2 separate regions of the Homo sapiens genome follow, and region 1 is linked to region 2. A link is an interaction called in ENCODE POLR2A ChIA-PET data of the cell type or tissue named here. Cell type or tissue: PC-9. All regions are shown on one strand.

What was found. Peaks named below come from ENCODE experiments on the same cell type or tissue, not always from the same donor. Only the 100,000 strongest peaks of a DNase experiment are listed, where the experiment ranks them.
Region 1: POLR2A ChIA-PET joins it to region 2 with 5 read pairs; 2 of 35 experiments call an interaction of 5 or more read pairs at or near these places.

What each region holds. Positions count from the first base shown.
Region 1 is chr6:3,385,222-3,389,221 of GRCh38, reverse strand. The region is part of intron 3 of SLC22A23 (solute carrier family 22 member 23); the gene reads left to right. Among named protein-coding and RNA genes, the nearest start is that of SLC22A23, 70 kb to the left of the region's middle. In PC-9, no CTCF peak of the experiment used is centred here; no DNase peak of the experiment used is centred here.
Region 2 is chr6:3,524,715-3,528,714 of GRCh38, reverse strand. No RefSeq gene overlaps it. Among named protein-coding and RNA genes, the nearest start is that of SLC22A23, 70 kb to the right of the region's middle. In PC-9, no CTCF peak of the experiment used is centred here; a DNase peak (open chromatin) is centred at 1,604; H3K27ac peaks cover 1,129 bases.

The DNA.
Region 1 (4,000 bases), 140 kb after region 2:
GTCTTGGCTCACTGCAACCTCCACCTCCCGGGTTGCAGTGATTCTCCTGCCTCAGACTCCTGAGTAGCTGGGATCTCAGGCATGCTCCACCACACCCAGCTAATTTTTATATTTTTCGTAGAGATGGGGCTTCACCATGTTGGCCAGGCTGGTCTCGAGCTCCTGACCTCGAGTGATCTGCCCGCCGCAGCCTCCCAAAGTGCTGGGATTACAGGAGTGAGCCACCACGCCCGCAGCCACCACAGAACTTTTTCATTTGCAGAACTGAAACTCTGGTCTGCAAAAAATACGAACTCCCCATTCCCCCTCCCCACAGCCCCTGGGAACCCCCATTCTGCTGTCTGTCTCTTTGAATTTGACAACGCTAGGTACCTTATAAGTAGCATCAGATGGTATTTGTCCTATTGTGACTGATCTACTTCAGTTAGCATCATGTCTTCAAGGTTCATCACACTGCAGCTCGGGACAAGATTTTCTTCCTTCTCAAGGCTGTATCATGTTCCATTGTATCCATGTATCTGTATGGATGGACCGCATTTTGCTTATCCATTCATCAGTTGATGGAGACTTGAGTTGCTTCCATGTTTTAGCTGTTGTGAATAACGCTGCTATGAACTTGGTTGTACAATTTCTGAGTACCTTCTTTCATTTGTTTTAGGCATATACCCAGAAGTGGGATGGCTGGGTCATATGGTAATTGTATTTTTATGTTTTCGAGGAAGTGTCACAGTTTTCCACGGTGGCTGGCTGTTCCATCTGACATTCCCACCAGCAGGCCACAAGGGTTTCAGTTTCTCCACATCCTCGCCCAAAACTTGTCATTTTCTTTTTTGTTTTTGTTTGATGGTAGCATTGTGATCTGCATACACTTTCCACTCTGATGTTTTTGTTTATTGCATTTTGTTTCTGTTTATTGCATTTTATTGCATTTTATTGCATTTCTGCCCTCCCCCATGAGGAAGTATGTGAGCTCTGTGACACCAGCACTTTCACCTGACCTATTGAGTCTCACGTTCCAAAGCACTGGATACATTTGTTGGATGAGTCTCCTTCGTTCTTTGTTGAATGAACCCCCTTCTGTGTTTCTGTGGCGGGCTTGCCCTCTCCCTACATCTAGGCCAGTGAGCCATTTTGATTTTACAAAGTCAAGGGCTGCACCAGTGATTTGAGTGCTTGGTTGTAGCCTGCATCCGGTTTTAATTTGATTTTAGGATAACTGGTGGGAAAAATTGCACTTGCCAGAGGGGACTTGTTGGGCTTCTCTTTCAGGCAGCAGGAACAGCACGAATTCCACCGAAAGGAGATGCCGTGGCACAGACTGTCGTGGGCTGCCAGGACATCCTCGCTGCGGCCTGCCTTCTCCTTTCCTGCCACTCACCCTCAGAGAACTTTATCAGAGAAGCCCACGACTCTTGGGTTTCGTTAACTCTTTGAATGAAATATACATATACTTACTTGTTCACCATATTTTAAAAACATTTTAAAGTAGAGGAGTGGCAAAAGCAGTACAGTTAAAATAATTTTAGACTTACAGAGGAATGGCAAAGGCAGTACAGAGATTTTCTGTAAGCCCTTCACTCACCCGCCTTCCGCTAACGTGAACTCACATAACCACGCTACGGTCCCCAGAGCTGAGAAACGGACGTTGTCGTGGGACTAACTAAACGACGGACTTTCCTTGAATCTCACCAGTGTTTTCTCTACTGTCCTTTTTCTGTTCCAGAACACTCTATTAAATGTAGCTGTGTCTCCACAGTCGCCTCTGATCTGTGACAGTTCCTTGGGTTTGTCTTTTGTGACCTTAACACTGTGATGAGGACAGTGGTGTAACGGGTTGGTATTTTGCAGAATGCCCCTCGATGTGGGTCTGTCTGATACTTTCTCTTGATCAGACTAGGGGGAAGAGCACCACCCTGCTCATGGCGTCGTATCGAGGCAGGAGCTCTGACGTCAGCGTGAGCTGTCACTGGTCACGCTAACCTTCCTCAGTTGAGATGGGGTCTGCCAGGCTTCTCCTCTGCAGTTACTAGTTTTCCCTTTCTCCACTTAGTTTGTTAGGAGTGAGTCACTTTATTTCTTCAGCAAAGGGACTCACAGCTATGAAGGGCAGATAATCCATGTGGCTAGGTACACTGCTGTTTACCTCCTCACTCCTCAAAAAGCTGTCTCTTCTAAACGTGTGTATTTTTTAAAGGTTAGTAGGGTTTTTCTGAGAAACAAAGGTGAAAATCTGGGTGAGGTTGGAAGAGAAGAGTTGTGTGTGGTTGTTGTTGATTTCAAAGGCTGGAGTGGTGGTCTGAGTGACGAACCAGAGAAAGGCCTGCTGCACCCTGGGGTGCCTGCCCCGCCCTGGGGTGCCGGCCCTGTGGAAGCAAGTCCTTGTTCCCCATGTTGCTGCCAGGTCCGTGTGTCAGCATCAGAGTATGCAGACTTTCCAGATGTCCTTCCAGTGGTGCCCTGGGTGGGAGACCCAGTCCCACTGCCGCCTCCACCCCTCCCACGCTGGGTGACCCTGGGGCAGGTCCCCGGCAGTCCTGGATTCACTCTTTTCATCTGTAGAGCAAGAGGGTTGGCCCTGGAAGGCCGTTCTGAGCTCTCGGGCTGTCCCCAGCCACGCTTGGCACGGCTACTGAGGAGCAAGCAGCCTCCAAGCCTGGCAGTGCCAGCCTCCTCTGTGTCTGGAAGAACAAGGCTGCCTCAGAACCCGGAGCCTCCTGTTGGCTGCTTTATTCAGACCCTCCCCCACTTTCCAGAGAAGCCAACTTCTTGAGGAGGAAAGAGAAGCACCAACTCCTGGTGCCACATCCAGGGACCCCAGGGCTGGTTGTGCGTGTGGCGTACACAGAGCAAGCGTGCTCTCCCTTCTCCTTCGCTCTCCAGCCTGAGGCTTGTCTGCCCTCCAGCTTGGGCCACCGCCACCCTGAGCAGCCTTTTCTGCCTCCCCTTCCTACCTCCCCTGCCTTGGGTTTCTAAACCCCTAACCGTGCACTGTCAGGGCACACTGGCTTCCCTGTGATGCTCCCAGCTAATGTCAACCCAGATCATTAATAAATCCACCTCGTCAGGTAATGAGACACCCGGGAGGGGTGTGGAAAGGTGTGAGTTCTTCAAGCCGATTGAAGTCCCCTCATCAGTGACCACAGGAATGGGCATGAATGGGGAATTTGAGAGCCGCATCATTTAGAGTGAGATGTGTCACATCTGGCAGCGTCCTGCTCAAATGCGGGGCTTGGGTGTTTGTTGCAGTATCTTGGCAGCCTAATAGGCTATTCTGTGGATGTTCTTTTTGGAAAAGAACTGTGAAAAAAAATGAGATGACCACATTTCCCTTTGCAGTATTCTAGCTCTAATACGTCTCTCTGTCCTGGTAACAGAGTGCTCTCTGAGGAATGTTGTTTGTTTTGAGGACAGGGAGTTTTTGTTTTTCATATGGGCCAGTTGCAGGCACATGTGTTTGTGGGCAGCCCTGGTCAGGAGTGGCTGGCACTGAGCATGGGCTGTGACTTCAGAGGACTTCCCCAAGGAGCCCAGACTTGTAAGGGAACTCAGACAATTAGCTCCAACAGTAGGGGACAAAGCTAATTTTTAGTAAACTTGTCAGTTGTGTGGTTCAGCTAAGGCACCTGTGTTTTACAACTTTCTGTTTGATCATGGTAAAATACACATACCATAAAATTTACCATCTTAACCTTTTTTTTTGTTTTTTGAGACAGAGTTCTGCTCTGTCGCCCAGGCTAGAGTGCAGTGGCACCATCTCTGCACACTGCAACCTCTGCCTCCCAGACTCAAGGACTTCTTGTGCCTCAGACTCCCAAGTAGTTGGAACTATAGCCATGGGCCACCGCACCCGGCTAATTTTTTTTGTATTTTTAGTAGAGACAGGATTTTGCTGTGTTGGCCAGGCTGGTCTCAAACTCCTGGCCTCAAGTGATCCACCCACCTTGGCCTCTCAAAGTGCTGGGATTACAGGCATGAGCCACCGTGCCCAGCCCATCTTAAC
Region 2 (4,000 bases):
GTGTTTGGTTTTGATGACATTCCTGTGTATCTCATCCTAGAGAGCAAACTACCTATTAAGAATATGTGCTGTGTATCAAGACTCAAAACTTTCTGAAGGAGTGCAGTCATGTACTTAACAAAGGGGACACCTTCTAAAACATGTGTCATGAGGCAATTTTGTCGTGTGAACATTATAGAGTGAACTTACTCACGCCTAGGTGGTAGAACCTATTACACACCTAGGCTGTATTGTACAACCTAGTGCTCCTAGAATACAAACCTGAACAGCAGGTCACTACTGAATACTGTAGGCAATTGTGACACAATGGTAAATATTTGTGTATCCAAACAAAGAAAAGATACAATAAAAGTGCAGTTTTAAGGCCGGGTGTGGTGGCTCACACCTATAATCCCAGCACTTTGGGTGGCCGGGGGGGCAGATTACCTGAGGTCAGGAGTTCAAGACCAGCCTGACCAACGTGGAGAAACCCCATCTCCACTAAAAATACAAAATTGGCTGGGCATGGTGGCGCGTGCCTGTATTCCCAGCTACTTGGGAGGCTGAGGCAGAAGAATCACTTGAACCCAGGAGGCAGAGGTTGCAGTGAGCTGAGATTATACATTGCACTCCAGCCTGGGCAACAAGAGTGAAACTCCCTCTCAAAAAGAAAAAAAAAGTGCAATGTTTAATCTTATGAGACAACTGTCCTATATGCAGTCCATTGTTGACCAAAACATCATTATGCAGCACAGGACTATATAAGTCACAGTCTAAATCTAAGATCAACAAACTATAGGCCTCTGTAGTTTGGTCTCTCATCATCCAAATCCGGCCCACAGTCTGTTTTTGTAAATAAAGTTTTATTGGCACACAGCCATGCCCATTGGCTCACGTATGGTCTATGGTTGCTTTCCTGCTCCGACTGCAGAGTTCTGCTATTGTGACAGAGACCATCTGGTCCAGGAAGCCTAAAAGAATTACTATCCATCCCTTTATGTGAAAAGTTTGACACTCCCCCACTCTACTCCACCCACCAGCACAAAAACGTCTGACTCCAAAATGAGAAAAAATGTTTCTCAGCCTGGGCTCCACTGTGGGAAAGGAGGCCTTGCCCAGTTAACTCATTCCCCTACCTCGGGATTTCTTGTGTGTGCATTATCTAGATAATCTTAGCAACTATCCCCTCCCTAAGATCCTCGGTAGTAAATCTCTCAGCTACTTGGCGTTAATTAACCCTTTCAGCCTCCAGAATGGCACTGAGAATCCCCTTACCTGGAAATCTAACTGCAAAATTTTTGTTTGAAAATTTTTTGAAGGTGAATTCAACCTTACATGGTCCCCAGGCAAGGTTTAATTCACCTTTAAAAAAATTCAAACAAAAATAGAGCCTGACCTGTCTCGCTGTCACCAGGCCCACAGACTAAAGGCAAGTCCCTTAGCTAGGGGCTCATGGAGGCCTGGGGAGACCGGGGTGAACCCACAGCTGAGTGGGGGTTAAGAGCAGTGGACCTCAGCGCCCGGACGCTTACTCACAGCTCAAAGCTGGGCGAGTCCCTGCACCAGGAGCTGCATGTCCACCTCTGCCCATGGAACGTACAGGAATGTGCATGTTGAAACCAGGGTTGATATCCAAATTCCCCCGGGGAATCCTGCCCTTGGAAAGTTTTGTTTCATGGTGTGAGCAGCCCTCTTCAGCAGCACAGTGACGGGGGCATGGGCTAGAAGGAATTGTTTAGCAAATAAGCTCAAGAATGTCACAGGCAGAGGGGGCAAACAGTGGCATTCTCACTCCCATTTCTCACACACCTGCTCAGGGTGGGGTGAAACAAGGACCTGTTGAGGCAAAGATCGTGAAGTCCCTGTTTGATCTCTGTGGGCAAAAAGCACAAGAATGAGATGCAATTCTGTTACTATTAAGTTCAGGAAGAGGTTTTTCCAAGTTGAAAGGACGGTGTATCACCCACTTATAGCAGACACAGGCTACAGTTGGTTCTTGTGTATTTGTGGGAGATGGGGAATGTTAGTTTTGAAGTGCCAGCTAGTACCCATAAGGTTGCTTGTGTTTTGGGGGTTTTTTGTTGTTTTTGTTTTGTTGTTGTTGTTTTTATTTATTTTGCTATCTGTCTATTTTTGCAGTGGGTTTTTCCCTAGGAATGGTCTCAGCTAATCAAAATATGAAAGGTGCTAGAAGTGTAACATGAGAGTAGCAATGTCAGGTGGCAGGGAAGGCTGCATGCTCCCCTTGGCAGGCAGCTGGAGCCCTCCTAGTAAAACAGTGGTAGATGGCATGGGTGGAGCATTTGCCATGGCCGCACCTGTGCAAGATGTTTTCCAGGCATTACCTCAGTTGGCCATGTCATAGGGATTCTGCAAAGTACCTGTGAGCCATGCATATGCCCCCATAACACGGGTGAGAAAACTGAGGTGCAGGCAAGTGAGGTAACATTCTGAGTCTGGGCTCCATCCAAAGCAGCGCCTGAGACAGACTTGGGTACAAGCAGGTAACTTGGGAGTTGATCCCAGGAAGCATGAGGGACAGGAAAACAGGGGATGTCAACATAAGGTTGTATGAGATGCATGACGTCCCCAGAATTGTGCAACTAAAGGAGAACACGTCTGCACTAGCTTTCAGCCTGGCGTTACCTCTTCAGGGCAGAAAGCAAAAAGGCCTGCAGGACACTCTTGAGGCACAAGATGGCCACATCTTCGGCTGTAGTCACAGGGGGACTGAAGTGGTAAAACACGGGAGCAGTGGTGTCTGTTGCTGCAACACATGGGGAAGAATTCAAATTTGGGTCTCTAATTCAGAGACTATTCTCTCCATCACCACCCTCCCATTTGACTGGCCCTGGGGAGCAGAGCTTTTGCTGGGCTGCCCAGAGGACAGGAGGCCTCTGCCTGATCTTGCTGGGCTCACCACCTGCCTCCTTGAGCACTTGGTTCCAAGTGTGGAGAAGTCTGGCCTATATGCCCCCATCAAAATGCAATTTGTCCTGCTGGCAGGGTGAAGATTGTCCACCTTGATGAAGTTAGACACGCTAAAAGTCCAAAGCTGCATGGTTCTGCAGGCTTTGCACTGTATGACCCCAGAAACACTGTTCCCCAGATAGCAAAGTGAGTGGTGCCCCCTAGAGTTGTGCAGTGAACAACAAAAGACTTGTATAAAGTGGCTTTGGACCCAGGACTTTCACTGCCAGAGGTTTCCAAAAGTGCATCTGTTCTCAGATGCTCTTGGGGCCACTTGCTCTTGGACGGGGCCCATCAGCATAGCACCTTGGCCATGGGCCCTGCCCACTCTTGAGGCTCTCAGCGCTTGCTTAAATCTCAGTTGTCTGCTGCTTTCCATTAGTTGTTGAAGCCCCATTTCCAAGCAGCAGTGATCACCCATGCCTCCTATACATACCCTTGGAATTTGAAAGAACGGCTGCATAATGTGACCACCACCACTGGAGAATGTTCTGCTGCTGGACAACACTCTCTGATGAGAATCTTGATTGTCTCAATGCTCAGTGGAGTTAGGGGCAGCTTTGCAGGGAGCATCACATTATTGGTTGTGGGTTGTCCCTTTCTCCACAACCAGCATTAGAAACTGACACCAAAGTGAAGAGAGGTAGGAATATGAGTATCGGGGATGCCTTTGCCTGTAACCCAGGTGTGAGACCAAAGGCCATCTGCCTCCTTCTCTCAGAAATGTAATAACTATGGTTCAGGATCTATAATTTAATTATAGATGTCATAGGATGTAAGAGAGACATGAACACTCTTCTCCAATGCCAAAATCTGTGCCTTAAGTAAAAGAACTTTCTAAGAGACCTGAAAGGTAAAAATGAGAAGCTCATGCTGCAAACACTTCTGTGCTGTTTTCTTTTCTGCAAAATTTCACTTAATCTCTGTGACTTCACTGGTGGGGAATAAATGTGCACAGTTAATGAAAGACAAGAGGTTGTGGACCTAACTGTGCAATGGAATCAAAGCTTTTCCTGGACACCCATTGCCTCACTGATTATCTGACCATCCT